Regions from separate parts of the Homo sapiens genome. Here region 2 is linked to region 1. Evidence: read pairs that join two places in POLR2A ChIA-PET (ENCODE). Cell type or tissue: PC-9. All regions are shown on one strand. Each heading gives the region's core, and the rest is flanking DNA. Links, peaks and the distances in the headings are about the cores only.

Region 1 (5,363 bases), core at 314-5,313:
GGCCCAGCCACTGCCTTTGAACTCAGAAATTCACACTCCCAGGCTGCAGAGAGGGGACGCGATGGTTTAGGGTTTTATGTGCAGAGTCATCTTTATGAATTCATAAAGACTCTGACAACATCCTCATGGGCAAGTGGAGGATCTCACAGGCAAGAAAACTGCCCAGAGAGGTGAAGCGACCTACCTGAAGTCCCACACCACCGTTCCAAAGGAGATTGACAGTGGATTCTCACCAGGCCATTCCTCGATTGGGTCTGCAGGGGTTAACCAGGCTGGCTGGCGCCTACCAAGCAGGAGGGGGGATCTCGCAGAGAGTGAGAGTTGGAGAATAGGCAGCCCCCTCTGGGTCTCTGACTCCCCCTCAGTGGGCAGCTTGAGCCCCTGCCAGCCTCTTGTTGACTCAGCCGGCCTCACTTCTGCCAAGGCCTGCTGGCCAGAGCTCCCACGGGGAGGGTCAGGCCACATTCTTCTCTGGCTGGAGCCTGAGGGGTGGCTGGCACCTCCTGGTGGAGTCTGTGTGCTGGAAAGAAGCTCATCTGGTTTGTGGGTGCTGGGACAGATGCTGGGGTGAAGCAGGAAATGTTTTTTGGGGGGAGTCAAGGATGGCTTCCCAAGGGACCACCTCAGAGCAAATGGATTAGCCTGGGAACTGGGCTACTTGGTTGCACGGCTCAGCTTGGTCTTTTTTTTTTTTTTTTTTTTTTTTTTTTTGAGACAGGGTCTTGCTCTGTCGCCCAGGCTGGAGTACAGTGGCATGAATATGGCTTACTGCAGCCTCGACCTCCTGGGCTCAAGCGATCCTCCCGCCTCAGCTTCCTGAGTAGCTAGGACCACAGATGCATACCACCATGCTCAGCTCGGCTAATTTTTTAAATTATTGTAGAGACATGGGCTTGCTATGTTGCCCAGGCTGGTCTCGAACTCCTGGGCTTAAGTGATCCTCCCATCTCAGCCTCCCAAAGTGTTGGGATTACAGGCATGAGCCACTACACCTGGCCAGCTTTGCCATGAATGAGCTGGGTGATCTTAGTGAGACACCCCCACCATCCTGCACCCCACCTCAGTTTCCCCATCCATCAAATGGGTATATGTGATAATATACCCTGCCTGCCTTACTCCACAGCTGTTGGGAGGATCAAAGGCAAAAACGAGTTGGGCCGGAGTGAACTCCCTTTGTAGGGCAAAGGCCCACACATGCTGGCTGGCCAGCCTGGCATTCTCTAGGGGAGCAAGTGAAGGGAAGGGGAGTTCAGGGGCAGCTCTTAGCTGTGGTGTGATCTGCCTGACATCCCTGCCTCCTCCCCGCTTGACATAGTGACACTGACAATAATAGTACCTCCTGGCCGGGCGCGGTGGCTCACACCTGTAATCCCAGCACTTTGGGAGGCCGAGGTGGGCGGATCACAAAGTCAGGAGTTAGAGACCAGCCTGGCCAACATGGTGAAACCCCGTCTTTACTAAAAATACAAAAGTTAGTTGGGCGTGGTGGTGCTTACCTGTAATCCCAGCTACTCTGAAGGCTGTGACAGAAGAATTGCTTGAACCTGGGAGGCAGAGGTTGCAGTGAGCTGAGATTGCACCACTGCACTCCAGCCTGGGCGACAGAGCGAGATTCCGTCTCAAAAAAAAAAAACAAACAAATAATAATAGGCTGGGTGTGGTGGCTCACGCCTGTAATCCCAGCACTTTAGGAGGCCGAGGTGGGTGGATTACAAGGTCAGGAGATCGAGACCATCCTGGCTAACATGGTAAAACCCCGTTTCTACTAAAAAAATACAAAAAAGTTAGCCGGGCGTGGTGGCAGGTGCCTGTAATCCCAGCTACTCAGGAGGCTGAGGCAGGAGAATGGCGTGAAACCGAGAGGCGTTGCTTGCAGCTGAGATTGCGCCACTGCACTCCAGCCTGGGCGACAGAGTGAGATTCCTTCTCAAAAAAACAAATAATAATAATAATAATAGCACCTCCTGCCAGGCGCACAGCCCTCAAGGGTTTACAAAGTCCTTTCATTTCTATACCTGTCACCTGCTGCCTCAGGGCCCTGGCAGAGAATACTCTTTCTTCTGCAGAGAATACTCTTTTCCCAGATAAGTGAGAGGCTGTTTTCTGCTCGGCTCAAACGTCCCCTCCTCAGGGGCCTACGGGACCAGGGATCTAAACTAAGTTCTTGGCTGGGCGTGGTGGCTCATGCCTGTAATCCCAACACTTTGGGAGGCTGAGGTGGGCAGATCGCCTGAGGTCAGGAGTTCGAGACCAGGCTGGCCCACATGGTGAAACCCTGTCTCTACTAAAAACACAAAAATCAGCCGGGTGTGGTGGTGTGTGCCTGTAATCCCAGCTACTCGGGAGGCTGAGGCAGGAGAATCACTTGAACCCGGGAGGTGGAGGTTGCGGTAGCCGAAATTATGCCATTGCCTCCAGCCTGGGCAGAAAAAGCGAAAACTCTGTCTCAAAAAACCAAAACACATAAATTAAGTTCTCTCCCACCCCTGCCCCCCAGCACCCTCCCTTCCGTGCTGCTGCTCTGTGCCTCTGGTGACTGCCATGACCTTGTTCAGGGGACCACCTTCCCCCATGACATTAACCTCCGTGAGGGCAGGGATGGTGACTGCGTTGCTCATCGCTGTGTCTAGTGACAGACAGCAGCCTTCCATGGTAGCTGTGATTGTTTTCCTTTGTAGAGAAGCTTAGAGAGACCAAATGCCTTGCCCAAGTCCACACAGCTGGGAAGGGATGGAGCCAGGACTGGGGCCCAGAGGCCTCTTAGATTCCAGTCCGTGGCTCTTTCAAGAAATGCCCACAACTGCGATGCCTGTTTCCTCTGCAGGCCCTGACTCCCTGGAAAAGAGAAAGCATGTCTCACCCCTTTGTCACCCCACGAGGTCCAGCTCGCGCCTCCTCCTTACACACAGTAGGTGCTGTGCCCGTATTTGTTTGGAAGATGTGGGAGGAACAAGCTACTATATTCAACATGCAAAGCCTGCTTGCCACCCTTGTGGGCCTCTGTCCCTTCACCAGGGACTAAGGACTAATGCCTCGGGCCCAGGGTGGGGGCATTCCAGGGGCCTCCTCACCCTGCTCAGGCAGGCCGGCTGGGCCAGCAGCTGTGGGGTGGCCAGATGCCCCACCCCTGGCGCCTTTAGGCCCTGAGCCCAGGCCGCAGGCTGAGCTGTTGGCTGGCACTGCTCCTTAGTCTTGGGGCAGGAACACCGCAGGGATTTTAAAAATAAAGGGCCTTGAGACAGTGGCCTGGCCCAGGCAGCCACAGGGCGGGGCGGGGGCCAGACAGGGACGGTGGGGGAATGCTGAGCCCGCAGCGGGCTGCAAGGCCGGGGTGGCCTCATTTTCTTCTCCAGAAACACTGCTCTCTTCCAAGAACGCCTCCTCCCGGCCTACTCTAAACATGGATCTCAAATATTTCCTGAGCACCTACTATGTGCCAGGCCTTGGTGGCAGTGGGGTGAATCCTCCACTCTTCCCGGCAACTGTATGGCTCTCCTCAGAGGGGCCCCTCCCTTCTTACCCAACCTCAGGCCACAGACTATTGACCACCTACTGTGTGCCAGGCAGCTCTGGCCTTTCACTCCTTGGCTCTTTCCCCTTCTGCTCTCACTCCCTGAGGCACCTCCCCTGTCCAGCCCATTTCAGTCCCCTTCTTTCTCCTCTGGCTCAGCTAACAGGAAACGCAGCCGGGGAGGTCAAGAGCCCCCGGCCTCCAGAGCGCAGCGTCTGGACACACAGGGCCTGTCTACATGGTGCGGTGGGGAAAGGGGGGCTTCCTGTTTACGACAATCACAAGTACCCTTGGGTGGTGCTTGGACAGGCCTCCAGGGCAGCCCCTCTAGTGTAGATCTAATCCCTCCCTAGGAGGGGCCCCCGAGTACCCCCACAGGCCCCAGGCAGCTAGCTCAGACCCTGGCCACTAACACCCGCGCCCCCGCCCGCAACACGGGATGGGTAGAGAAGGGAGGAGGAGCGAGGAGTCTTGGGAACAGCCTGGAATGTGGGAGTTGAAGGTCCGCAGGAAGCATCCCGGGCTCCAGGCCCCACTCCAAGTCTGGGTGCCCCGCCCCAGTCCTCTCCTCCCATCCCGGGGCCTCCCCAGCTCTGATGGGGGCGGGGCTGAGGGAGCCAGGAAGGAGGAGACCAGATTCCTTCCCGTCCCGCTGGGGCCGGAGGCTTCAGCTCTGGCTTGACCAGGCTCTGGCGGCCTCAGTCTCTCCATCCCTAGGGCAGGGCGTTGAGCCAGCTCCCGGGTCAGCCCCCATCTGCTGCTGCCTCCCTCTTTTTCCCCCCGCTGCCTGCACAATCCCAGAGGAGGGGTGAGGACGTCAAGAGGCTGAGACCGGCAGGGGAGACCTCCACGGAGGGGTGGGGCTGGCCAAAGGTGCCCCTGGGGAAGCAAACAACCCTGCCTACCTCCCCCTCCAGGCAGCCCCAGCCGATCGATCCTGTAGTTGCCCAATGGGTATTGACCGAGGGCCTGAGGGTCAGGGTCGCTGGTCCAGAAGAGGCCGGGCAGAGGGAGGCCTGCCCCATCCCCCACACGCTCCCTCACCTAACCCAAAAGGAGGTAGGTGACCCCTGTCCTCGTCTCCCCTCCCGGACCCCAGCCCCTTAGGGCACAACATGGTTGATGCTTGGGGCAGTCATCCCCCAGAGGCCGTGGGGGCACATTGGAGCTAGCTAGCTCAGAGGAGGCAGCCAGGGAGGGCTTCCTGGAGGAAGGAGGCCACCCTCTCAATATAGAAGCCTAAAATTGTGAAAGAGTGTGCCTGGCCCAGGAAACAACCTGGCCAAAGGCATGGCACTTCTAGAGAAGTGCTAGTGACATGATAGGGTTGGAGAAAGGCACAGGTGAGGGAAGGAGGGGAGGTTTTAGGGAGTGGAGGGCTGGGGTGGAAGGATGAGGTCATTTGTCCCAGTGGACTTTCTGTGGCTCTGGAGCGCCCTCTTTTGCCCCAGGCAGGAAGGCAGAGGGGAGCCTGGTAAAGGAACCACCACAATTTGATGTGGCTATGCAGACTTGGCGAGGGGAAGGGCCTGGGGACTGGGACTGGGACTACAGCCTCTAGTTCCATGAAGCCGCCCTACTGCCCTGGGAAGACCCCAGGTTTTCAGCCTTGTGAGACCCGCTCTGGGTCGGTGCCTCCAGGCGCTGGGGCGGCTCGCACAGGCTGTTCTGTGGTGGGGAAGAGAGTCTTGGCTCTTCCAAATTTCCAGCTGTGTAACCTTGGGTGAGTTATGAACTCCCCTGGCCTCAGTTTCCCCCTCTGTAAGATGGAGCTAAAAATAATTGCCCCAGAGGGCTACTGGTGGATGAAATTAATTAATTTATATTTTAGAAAGCACCTGGCACTAGTGTG
Region 2 (5,363 bases), core at 244-5,243, 230 kb before region 1:
ACAGGGCCTTGATGGCAGCCTTAAGACTGAGGCTGACCAGGTCTTAGGAGTTCATGGAAAAGGTCTGGGCTGGAGACAGATGTGGATGGTTAGCACAGACAGTAACAAAAGCCAAGGATGAGAGATCAAGTTTTCACAAGAGGCCGGGCATGGTGGCTCACGCCTGTAACCCCAGCACTTTGGGAGGCCGAGGCAGGGGGATCACTTGAGGTCAGGAGTTCGAGACCAGCCTGGCCAACATGGTAAAACCCTGTCTCTACTAAAAATACAACAATTAGCCAGGTGTGGTGACGGCTGCCTGTAGTCCCAGCTACCCAGGAGGCTGAGGCAGGAGAATCCCTTGAACCTGGGTGGTGGATGTTGCAGTGAGCCGATTGTGCCATTGCATTCCAGACTGGGAGACAGAGTGAGACTCCGTCTCTAAGTAAGTAAATAAATAAGTCTTCACGAGAGAACAGAGGATTGCTGAGGACAGACTCCAGGGAAGCACATCAGAGGGCTGGGAAGAAAATGAGAATTCCACATAGGGGACTAAAGAGGAGCTGGGGTGTAGCTGAAGCAGAAACAGAGGAAAAAGATGGCTGCCAGTGAACCACACCTCCGGCGCTCAGGCCCTGCTGCCGCCTCTCCCATTGGACCTGGGCTGGCTGTGCGACTCATTTTTGACTAAAGTGATGGAAGGGATGCTGCAGCACCTCCAAGCCAAATTCATAAGAAGCTCGTAGGTTCCACTTGGGGCTGTTGAGGCTCCCTTTACTTTTTATTGTTTTTATTTTTTTAGAGATGGGTCTCACTCTGTTGCCCAGGCTGGAGTGCGGTGGCAGCAATCACAGTTCACTGCAACCTCCAACTCGTGGGCTCAAGCAATCATCCTGCCTCAGCCTCCCAAGTAGCTGGGACTCCAGGCACATGCATCACCATGCCTGGCTTTTGTTTTGAGAAGGAGTCTCACTCTGTTCCCTAGGCTGGAGTGCAGTGGCGCAATCTCAGCTCACTGCAACCTCCGCCTCCCAGGTTCAAGTGATTTCCCTGCCTCAGCCTCCTGAGTAGCTGGGATTACAGGTGCATGCCACCATGCCTGGTTAATTTTGTATTTTTAGTAGAGATGGGGTTTCTCCATGTTGATCAGGTTGGTCTCGAACTCCTGACCTCAGGTGATCTGCCTGCCTCGGCCTCCCAAAGTGCTGGGATTACAGGTGTGAGCCACCTCACCCGGGCTGCTTGGCTATTGTTTTTTTGTTTTTTTAATTTCTTGTAGATACGAGGTTTTGCTGTGTTGCCCAGGCTAGTCTCGAACTAACTCTTGGCCTCAAGTGATCCTCCTGCCTCGGGCTCCTGAAGTGCTGGATATACAGTCGTGAGCCACTGTACCTGGCCAGAACTCCTCTTCTAGGGGGAAGTCAACCACAATGTAGGAAGTCAGATTGTCCCAAGTCCACTATGCTGTAAGGAGCCCAAGCTAGCCCCGTGAAGTGGCCATGTGGAGAAAGATGTCCAGGCCGGGCACGGTGGCTCACGCCTGTAATCCCAGCACTTTGGGAGGCCAAGGTGGGTGGATTACTTGAGGTCAGGAGTTTGAGACCAGCCTGGCTAATGTGGTGAAACCCCATTTCTACTAAAAACATAAATAATTAGCTGGGCGTGGTGGCGGGCACCTGTAATCCCAGCTACTTGGGAGGCTGAGGCAGGAAATCACTTGAAGCCAGGAGGCAGAGGTTGCAGTGAGCCGAGATCACACCACTGCACTCCAGCCTGGGCGGCAGAGCGGGACTTTATCTCAAAAAAAGACACAAAGAGGTTGAGCCAGGTCAACCCACAGGACCATGAATATTTAAAAAGTGGTATTCTAGGCCATTACATATGTGGTTGTTGGCGACACAGCAATAGATAACTGAAACAGTTGGTAATTTAACACCTACACAGTCCTCTGGGGTAGACGTTATTGTTCCCATTTATCAGAAGAGGAAGTAAAGCCCAGAGAGAGATGTGACTCAGTAAGGCTCACCTAGCCAGCTGGAGGCAGCAGGTAGGGTTTGACCTGGCAGGTTCATCTGAAACCAGTTTGTTTTCTTTACAGAGCACATGCCTGGCTGCCTGAAGCAGTTGACCAGAACTTGCAGCCAAACCACGTGGTTTTGGTCAAATTCCCTGCGGCCGCGGTGACAGGGCCATTTCCCAGGTGGCTCATCTGGGAGCCTGCTGGAACCCTGGCTTATTCTTTTGTAAAGCAGGCTTCTTCCCACCCCCTGCACCATTGAGACGTGATTCACACATAGTAAAAATGAACAAATCGTAAGTGCAAGGCGTGGCATTTTTTTTTTTTTTTAAACAAAGTCTCGCTGTGTCATCCAGGCTGGAGTGCAATGGCGCGATCTGGGCTCACTACAACCTCCGCCTCCCGGGTTCAAGCAATTTTCCTGCCTCAGCCTCCCGAGTAGCTGGGATTACAGGCATGCGCCAGCAAGCCCGGCTAATTATTTGTATTTTTAGTAGAGACGGGGTTTCGCCATGTTGGCCAGGCTGGTCTCGGAACTCCTGAGTTCAGGTCATCCACCTACCTTGGCCTCCCAAAGTGCTGGGATTATGCCTGGCCGGCATGGTGAATTTTTACATCTGTATGTACCCACGTGACCACAACCCAGACCATGATATAGAACATTTCTGGGATCAGAATGTTCCCTTTTGCCCACTGCTGGTCAATGCCCTCAGCTCAGAGGTACCCGCTCTTCTGACCACTATCACCGTGTTTTGTCTGTTCTTGAACCTCACCTAAATAAAATCGTACAGCCTTACACTCTTCTGTGGCTATTTTTGCTCAACATTGTGTCTGAAAGATTCACCAACATTTTTGTGTGTAGCAGTTGTTTTTAAATTGCTGTATTCTAACGTATGAATCGACCACAATTTATTCATTCTACTACTGACACACAGCTGTATTGTTTATTTGCTGATGTGAGTATTACGGTACTCATCCTTTTGTGCATGTAAGGACTCATTTCTCCTGGATGTGTAAGCAAGAGTGGAAATGCTAGGCCATAGGGTAGATGCGTATTTAACTTGATGAGAAGCTGGTCAGTTTCCTGCCGTGGGTGCAACAAAGCACATTTGCACCAGCAGCGCCTGGGAGCTGCTCTTCTCCGTATCCCCACCAGCACTTGGTACTGGCAGACCTTCTCCTCTGAGCTATTCTGATAGTGGGGCAGTGCGATTTCACGGTTTTTAATGAGATGTGGAGCACCTTTCAGAGGCTGGCCTGGTTTTTGTAGCTGCCCTAGGCAGCCCTGAGGAGGGATGGGAGGGGGGTTGGTGAAGAGGATGTTCCTGCAACCCAGGTGTGAGACGGGGGAGCCCTGAGTTAGGTTGAGGCTAGAAGGGAGGCAGAGGATGGGATGGAGAGCTGTCTTGGGGGGACGGTGGGATGGTGAGGATGGACGGCAGAGCTGCCAGTGGCAGGCATCCCATCTCCCAGTGGCTAGGAACACTCCTGATCTCCTAAGGCAAGCAGTGCCGAGACAGGGCAGCACAAGGCCGGAGGATTTGATGGCACGGGGTCCTGGCTCTTTCTTCTTTGCCATTTTTAGCTATTGATGAGGGAAGATGGCGACAGGGCCAGGAGAGAGGTGTCCTCTCCTTGCGCCACCCTCCCCCTTTTTTTTTGAGATGGAGTTTCGCCCTTGTCACACAGGCTGGAGTGCAGTGGCGCGATCTTGGCTCACTGCAACTTCTGCCTCCTGGGTTCAAGTGATTCTCCTGCCTCAGCCTCCTGAGTAGCTGGGATTACAGGTGCTTGGCACCACGTCTGGCTAATTTTTTGTATTTTTAGTAGAGACGGGGTTTCACCATGTTGGCCAGGCTGGTCTCGAACTCCTGACCTCAAGTGATCCCCCTGCCTTGGCCTCCCAAAGTGCTAGGATAATAGGCAAGAGCCACCGCGCCCGGCCTCTTGTGCCTCTTTTTAAGACCAAGGACACCCTTCCCAGATGACCTCCTCCACCCCACTCCCAAGACTTCCCCTCGCATTTCACTGGCTTGCGTGAACTGCAAGCCTTGTCCATTCCTCAACCAATCCCTGGCAAGGGAATGGGAAACAATCTCTTCCCACTCCACGAGGTCACTCTCCTGTGGCTCTTTGCCTGAACACACCAGGGACGTTTGCTCCTGCTGGTGCCTCCACGTGGGAAGGCCCTTCCTGATTCTTCCATCTGGAAGAGTCATCTTTCAAAGCTGCCTCCAAAGGCAGTCTTCTACCTGCAGGCTGGGTCAGGGTCTCCTCTGGGTTCTCACAGCCTTCCAGGACCCCTACTGGATGTGGCCTGTTTCTGTGGCTCAGAAATGGGACCTCTTCCCAGCCCCATGCAACCATAATCAGCACAGCCAGCCATGGTGAGGACTCCCAGCCCGCTGGACCTGTGCCTGGCAGCCACAACCCTGCCCTCACCCCTGCCCAGGGCTGGGCATGACCTCTGGGAAAAGCCTCAGGAGAGGACTGGGACTGAAAGAAAAACACCCATTTGATGGAGAAGCAAACTGAGGCTCAGTGAGGGGTGTGACTTGCCCAAGGTCATGGTCAGGGCTAGTCTTAGCCCCAGGCCTCTCTCTCAGGCCTGGGCCCTGGGCCCTACTCCAGGGCTCCTCAGACTTTGAAGGTCACGTGAATCACTGGGGCACCCTGTTAAAATGCAGACGCTGGTTCAGTAGGTTGGGGTGGGACTGGACTTGCTATTTCCCACATGCTTCCGCTGCCACTAGCCTGCAAGCCACACTGGGGGCGTCACAGTCTGTACTAAGGGAGACCTTGGATTTTCAGCCCCACCCTCAGAAGCCTAGAGGCCGCTGCTTTAGGAAGGGTGGGGTGTGGGTAGGGTGTGAGTGGGGAAGCCACTTCAAGAAACCCCAATCTCCATTCCTGTTCTGCCAGCCATCTAGGACACCAGAGCTGCTGGAACGTTTTATTAAGTTAAGAGGTTCAGGGAGCAGAAGAGAAACACCTTTTGGGTGGCTCTGGCGGTTCTGCACCCAGCACAGCCTCGAAGGAGGCTGTGGGGCCATGGAGGCCAGCTGCTAGCTCCCTCTGTCCTGAGCCCCATGGTACGGGTCCAAATGGGGCAGGAAGTGTTAGTAGGAGGTAGGGCAGGAAGAGGGTGGCAGGCTCCCGCCTCTCCCCTGTAGAGACACCCCGCCATGGCTGCTGCCTGGGCCTCCGCCAGACCTCTGGGCCAGGGCCACCAGCTCAGAAGCCCAAGCAGAGGGTGGCTGGAGACAGAGGGGGACCAGGGTTGGAGGCACACAGCCACCAGGAATTGCTTTTTTTTTTTTTTTTTAAAGTATAAAGTGTTTTGGAAAAAAAGGAAAAAAATCTATAT

What was found. Peaks named below come from ENCODE experiments on the same cell type or tissue, not always from the same donor. Only the 100,000 strongest peaks of a DNase experiment are listed, where the experiment ranks them.
Region 2: POLR2A ChIA-PET joins it to region 1 with 7 read pairs; 1 of 35 experiments calls an interaction of 5 or more read pairs at or near these places.

What each region holds. Positions count from the first base shown.
Region 1 is chr22:37,544,906-37,550,268 of GRCh38, reverse strand. No RefSeq gene overlaps it. Among named protein-coding and RNA genes, the nearest start is that of CDC42EP1, 13 kb to the left of the region's middle. In PC-9, for the core only: CTCF peaks have their summits at 524 (motif pointing left) and 4,956 (motif pointing left); DNase peaks (open chromatin) are centred at 478, 3,098 and 4,928; H3K27ac peaks cover 1,649 bases.
Region 2 is chr22:37,774,082-37,779,444 of GRCh38, reverse strand. It overlaps TRIOBP (TRIO and F-actin binding protein), which reads right to left. Exons shown (of 24, transcript NM_001039141.3): 24 at 2,889-5,363. Among named protein-coding and RNA genes, the nearest start is that of H1-0, 28 kb to the left of the region's middle. In PC-9, for the core only: no CTCF peak of the experiment used is centred there; a DNase peak (open chromatin) is centred at 2,124; H3K4me3 peaks cover 644 bases; H3K27ac peaks cover 3,486 bases.